2 separate regions of the Homo sapiens genome follow, and region 1 is linked to region 2. A link is a loop called in an ENCODE intact Hi-C map of the cell type or tissue named here. Cell type or tissue: chondrocyte. All regions are shown on one strand. Links, peaks and the distances in the headings refer to the core of each region. The heading gives the core; the rest is flanking DNA. Region 1 overlaps HNRNPUL1 (heterogeneous nuclear ribonucleoprotein U like 1). Region 2 holds the start of AXL (AXL receptor tyrosine kinase).

Evidence for each region. A loop is a pair of places that touch in the nucleus more often than their neighbours do. Peaks named below come from ENCODE experiments on the same cell type or tissue, not always from the same donor. Only the 100,000 strongest peaks of a DNase experiment are listed, where the experiment ranks them.
Region 1: a loop joins it to region 2, with 2.6 times the contacts of the local background. A loop is called at or near these places in 77 of 110 quality-filtered maps.

What each region holds. Positions count from the first base shown.
Region 1 is chr19:41,297,565-41,300,462 of GRCh38, forward strand. All of the region lies in intron 10 of HNRNPUL1 (heterogeneous nuclear ribonucleoprotein U like 1), which reads left to right. Among named protein-coding and RNA genes, the nearest start is that of CCDC97, 11 kb to the right of the region's middle. RefSeq lists a silencer at 680-974. In chondrocyte, for the core only: no CTCF peak of the experiment used is centred there; no DNase peak of the experiment used is centred there.
Region 2 is chr19:41,218,598-41,221,495 of GRCh38, forward strand. AXL (AXL receptor tyrosine kinase) reads left to right here and starts at 626. Exons shown (of 20, transcript NM_021913.5): 1 at 626-880; 2 at 2,039-2,261; 3 at 2,549-2,649. The coding sequence starts at 796. RefSeq lists enhancers at 1-591, 2,842-2,898 and a silencer at 200-339. In chondrocyte, for the core only: a CTCF peak has its summit at 1,548; no DNase peak of the experiment used is centred there.

The DNA.
Region 1 (2,898 bases), core at 103-2,602, 79 kb after region 2:
TGGAGTACAGAACAGGAACTGACTGGCCTGCTGTGAGGCAAACAAGTTGCCTTTCTGGAGGCTTCTGGGGAGCCTCCGCAGGGCCATGTTGCCCAAGCCCACCCCAGAGTAGGGCACTGTTGCCTGGGAGTTCCGTTAGAGGGCTCTAACAGCTAGAGCCAGGCCAGGCATCAGTTAGAATCAGGGCTGGATGGGTTGACGTCACAGTCAGAACATGTCGTTCTAGTCCTCATTTGCATCCTGGTCAGCAGGTGCCACACTTTCGCCTGAAACAGAAACCCAGGGCTAGAATAGTCTCCCACCGTAACCTGTGTCTTATTTGCAGGCCTTGGAGGAAGGATGTTTCTTTCCTTCATCCCCAGCCAGCCATCCCTAGAGCCTGAAGCCCATTCCATTCTTGACACACCAGCCAGTTCTCTTCCTATAAATGTGGTTCTTTTGACTGGAATTCACCTCACTCTGAGCCCAAAGTAAATCTTTCCTCATCAGCCTTCACTTTGCTCCTCAGATCTAGCTAGGTTTCTCCTGCTGCCAGTATGACCCTGGTGAGCTGTGACAAGTGAGAGTAGACAGGGACAGTGGGGCTTGAGAGATCCTGGGCTGTCACATCATCATTCGTACCTGCTGTGTTCCCTCCTCCCTCCCTCAGACTGTTATACACCAAAACTCCCCATATAGCTTCTCTGAGAAACCCAACTCTTGTCCCTTAGTCCATGTCACAGGGTTCAGGGAACACAGACAGCCACATTTTCTCTTGGAATCAACATCTTCAAGCAGGGTGGGACTGGGAGAAGCAGAAGCTAGGCAGAGGGAACCAAAGCAGCTGGAAAAGCTGACCTAGCTGTTGTGCTGGTCTCATAGCAACAGCTGCCAGCAGCCCCCAGCGACCACAGAAGTGCTGGGCTGGCCCAGGGGCTGTGACCTCACTGTGTTTGCTGTGGCAACAGCCACCAGCAGCTAATTCCCTTTCCTCCAGGAAAGCCAAGTATTTGCATTTCTGCTGGTGTGGTTTAGATACTCTTCTTCCCTTCCCCAAACGAAGGAGTAAGTGGAGGGAGGTGCAGTCTTAAAAACCACTGCTGAGTTGATTCTCAGCACCTCAATTCCAAAGTGCCTGAGAAGCCATCTCTGAGTCTACCCACTTCCAAGGACAAAGGCCAGCTATTTATAAGTCCAATCTGCTCCACCTCCATTCCTCTCATCCCATGAAGCTGCAGGGGCTAGCCGTCTTGGCAGCATTGCTTCTCTTCTCTGTCCCCTCATCAGGACATTGACAGGGCAGTTGTACCACATGGAAGACCTCCAGGACTGTCACTCCATGCCCTCGCAGTTCAGAGGAATCAAAGTAGGATCACTTAGGGGCAAAAAAAAAAAAATGCAGAATGGTCTGGGGCCATATTCACCCTGGCACCTACCTACTCTGAGCTTTTGTGTCAGAAGAAAATTATATTTAGCTGAGGAAGCCAAACTCTTTCTTCCTATGACCAGATGCCACGTTCTGCTTTGGTTTTAGGAATGGAGTCAAAGAAGAGTAGTGGGGAGAGGGGACTTAACTTTTCCTCTGTAACATGATGTTCCTTTTCAAACCATTTGTGGCCCAAGTGCTCTTTGTGGGCCGGTGTCCAAGACCCCAAGAACAGTATGTGTGTGCCTGTCACCCACATGACTGCCCACATCCTCCTTCGTGAGGGTAGGGACACTTTCCCTGGGGGACAGGGAAGAACATTTTTTCCTGGCGCGTGTTTCAGGGCCAGAGGATCTGGTTAGTTTAAGCAACTGCACCCACGGCCCCAGAACTTCCAGCAGATTTGTGCTGGAGTCCTTGGCCCCTGGCTAATCCACATCCAGCACCCTGTTCCTATGTCTTAGAAGACGATCTCTTGAAACCTTGTTTTTTCCTCAAGCTTCAATTTTCCTTGGTATTTTCCATTGGGAAGCCTCTCCTGGATAGTCAGTCCTGTAGGTCTTATTTTCAGATCCACTCTGGGTGTTGACTTTTCACTGCCCACTCCTTTGGCACTAGCCAGAGATTTTTACATCTGCAAATGCTCTCCAGAGCCAGGACGAGGGTGATGATCCTTGTCTTTCAGACGAGGAAATTTGAGACTCAGGCTACTTGGGGACTTGTCTGAGTCTCACAAATAGTAAAGGGCACAGCGGGGATTTCAAGCCCAAGTTTCTTCCCCAAAGCCTGTGTTCATTCCACCCTGTCTCACTGTTCCTGCTTTTCTGCTTGGGAGGTCACTATAAGCTTAACCTTTTCTTTGGTCTGAGTTGCTTCAAGTCAACATGACAGTATAAATATCTACCCAGTGATGACCACATCAATGGCAGCTCACAGTTGTTGAGTGTTGGCTATGAGCCAGGGCCTGGGCTTAGACGAGGGCTTTTACTCACGTGGACTCATTCAGTCCTCACAGCAACCCTAAGACATCCATGCCGTTTTCCCTTTTCAGGGCTTGATTTTACAGAGGAGCAGGCTGAGGCTGGGCCATCCCAGTGCACTGCCCGCTTCCTGTCAAGGTGTCTTCTGCCCTGGAGGCCACCTGTGTCCCCCTACTTGAGTAGTTTCTTGCACTTTGTCAATTGCTTTATGGACATTCTCTTACTCAGTCCTTGCCAGCCCAGGGAGGGAGGCTTTTCAACCCCGTATTACAGATGAGGCAACTATAAGGACTGGCCAAGGTATGTTAGTAGCCACACCAGGACTTGACCCTAGACTCTTTGCACCCAAGCAGGCCACATCTTCAGAATACATTTTTTTTTTTTTGGTCCATTTGTATATACCCCTTTACAGACTGTTTTCCCCATCTGTGGCTTCTTTCTTGGGTCCCTATTAGAGCCACTAAAAAATTGTTTAAATGCAGTTAAAAACTCCTTACTCCGTTTCTGCTGAGT
Region 2 (2,898 bases), core at 139-2,638:
CCCAGCCGTGTCCTCCTGTCTCTGAGGTTTCTCCAGGAATCGAGCTCCTGGCCTGGCTTGTCTGAGTGTGTCTGTGGGCCAGTAGCATGCCCCTGCCCGTCTGGGTCCCTCTGCGTGTCTCTGCTTGTCCTAGCCTGTGTGTGTCAGTGACGTCTAAGAGTGTGTGTGCGTGCGTGCGTGCGTGCGTGTGTGTGTGTGTGTGTGTGTCCTTGTCCGAGGAGCCGAGAGAGTGAGGGGGAATGAAGGGCCAAGGAGGCCTGGCTGGGGCTGGGCTGGGGGTGGAGGCGGGGAGAGGGGCGTCACGGCCTGAGCTGAGAGGGGAGTGGAGTTCTGGAGGAATGTTTACCAGACACAGAGCCCAGAGGGACAGCGCCCAGAGCCCGGATAGAGAGACACGGCCTCACTGGCTCAGGACAGGGGGCACAGCCACCAGGGTCCCCTTCCCCCTCCTCAGCTCCCTCCCTGGCCCCTTTAAGAAAGAGCTGATCCTCTCCTCTCTTGAGTTAACCCCTGATTGTCCAGGTGGCCCCTGGGCTCTGGCCCTGGTGGGCGGAGGCAAAGGGGGAGCCAGGGGCGGAGAAAGGGTTGCCCAAGTCTGGGAGTGAGGGAAGGAGGCAGGGGTGCTGAGAAGGCGGCTGCTGGGCAGAGCCGGTGGCAAGGGCCTCCCCTGCCGCTGTGCCAGGCAGGCAGTGCCAAATCCGGGGAGCCTGGAGCTGGGGGGAGGGCCGGGGACAGCCCGGCCCTGCCCCCTCCCCCGCTGGGAGCCCAACAACTTCTGAGGAAAGTTTGGCACCCATGGCGTGGCGGTGCCCCAGGATGGGCAGGGTCCCGCTGGCCTGGTGCTTGGCGCTGTGCGGCTGGGCGTGCATGGCCCCCAGGGGTGAGTGATGGGGGCTCCTTGGGGCAGGGATCCCCTCGGAGGGGCTGGGGCAGGGGTAGGAGGTGGGGGATGATGGCAGGTGTGGGGGGCCTGGGCTGGCTTAGGGAGTTTCCTTGGGACCACAGAAAAGGGACTTCAAGGGAGGGAGACACAGACTCAGAGACACCAAGTGCGGCAGAGGGAGAGAAAGACTGAGAGAGGAACTGAAGGGCAGGGGGGACAGAAGAGAGGACCCGGAGAGACAGACAGACAAGGAGAAGCTGAGGGCAGGGGTGGGGGCTGGACCTGAGAAGGGGGCCATGGGGAGAGGGGCTGAGCTGAGGGTCGCCAGGAAGGAAGAAATCTTTCCGAAGGGGCACCGAGTCAGGCAGTGGGATGAGGAGGGCTCTGGAGCCCTGGGGGAAAACGCTTCTCCCTGCCAACACCACCCCCCTGACCCGCCACTTGTCCCTACCCCACCAGTCCACTCCATCTCTGGGGAGGAGGCTCTCACTTTGTCTCTCTGTCTCTGCCTCCAGCTCTGCTATCTCTGTGGGTCTCTGTTTCTCTCTCTTTCACAGTCTCTGCCTTTATCTCTCCCTGCTCTCTGAGTCTCTCTCTCTCTTCTCAGCCTCCCTCTGTGACTGTATCCCCCCTCCGCCCCCACCTTTTCTTCTCTCTTGAGGGCTGTTTCTTCATTTTTTCTGTCTTGCCTTGTATCTGTGCTCCTCTCTGTCTCATCTCCCCTGCCTTTCTCTGGCTTCTCCCTCCGCCACCACCCTTATCTCCCCCCACCACCACCCTTATCTCTCTCCCCCAACCCCTGATTCTTCCCCTCCATCCACCAGCACCAGCGCGACCTGTTAAGTCTCTAGAGACCTAAGAGAGGACGGAGGGGGCAGGGGCTGGCCCTGCCAGGCAGTGCAGGGCGTGGGAGGCTGCCAGATCCCGAGCCTCCTTCCCGACGGGATGGACGCTAGATCCCAGTCCCTTGGGAGGGCTCCCGTCCTCCTCTCAGAGCCTCCGCCCTCCACCCCACTCTGAGGTCACTCTGCAACTATGTCGGCCTAAGGGCCTGGCGGGGTCCTGGCCGCCGGTGGGCAGGCAAGGACAGGGTGGAACTGAGGGCCGGAAGGAGCTGGGGGGTTCCTAAGCTAACTCTTCCCATCTCCCCTCCAGGCACGCAGGCTGAAGAAAGTCCCTTCGTGGGCAACCCAGGGAATATCACAGGTGCCCGGGGACTCACGGGCACCCTTCGGTGTCAGCTCCAGGTTCAGGGAGAGCCCCCCGAGGTACATTGGCTTCGGGATGGACAGATCCTGGAGCTCGCGGACAGCACCCAGACCCAGGTGCCCCTGGGTGAGGATGAACAGGATGACTGGATAGTGGTCAGCCAGCTCAGGTGTGTGGCCACATCCCCGAATCCCACTCCCACCTCCGTCACACAGAGGGCAGAAAGCCCACCTGGGTGGGAACCCCAGTTTGACCACTTGTCAGCCGTGCGGCTTTGAGCATGTGATGGAACCTCTAGGTTTCGTTTTCCTCTTCTGCAAAATGAGTTAATAATAGGACATACTTCGTGGTTGTCATGAGCTTCCAGACTGGACACCCTCTTTCCGTTCTGACAGACCCCCTCCCAGTGTCCAGCTCTGACCCTGAACCTCTCTGTCTCTCCTCTTGCCCTGTCAGAATCACCTCCCTGCAGCTTTCCGACACGGGACAGTACCAGTGTTTGGTGTTTCTGGGACATCAGACCTTCGTGTCCCAGCCTGGCTATGTTGGGCTGGAGGGTGAGCTCTGGGGTCAGGGGTCCTGAGGGGTCAGAGGACATGTGGCGCTCATAGGTTGTGGGAAGTCAGGAATCCTGAGGGGTCAAGGTCAAAGGGTGCTGGAGGATTCAGGATGAACCTAGCGTCATACAGCCTAAGAATGTCAGAGTTTTGGGTGGTCAAGAAGCTGGGAGTCCATATAAGTTATGGTGCCAAGGCTGGGGGATTATATGTTCTGGGTGAAAAGACTTCTTGGGGGTAGTTGGATGT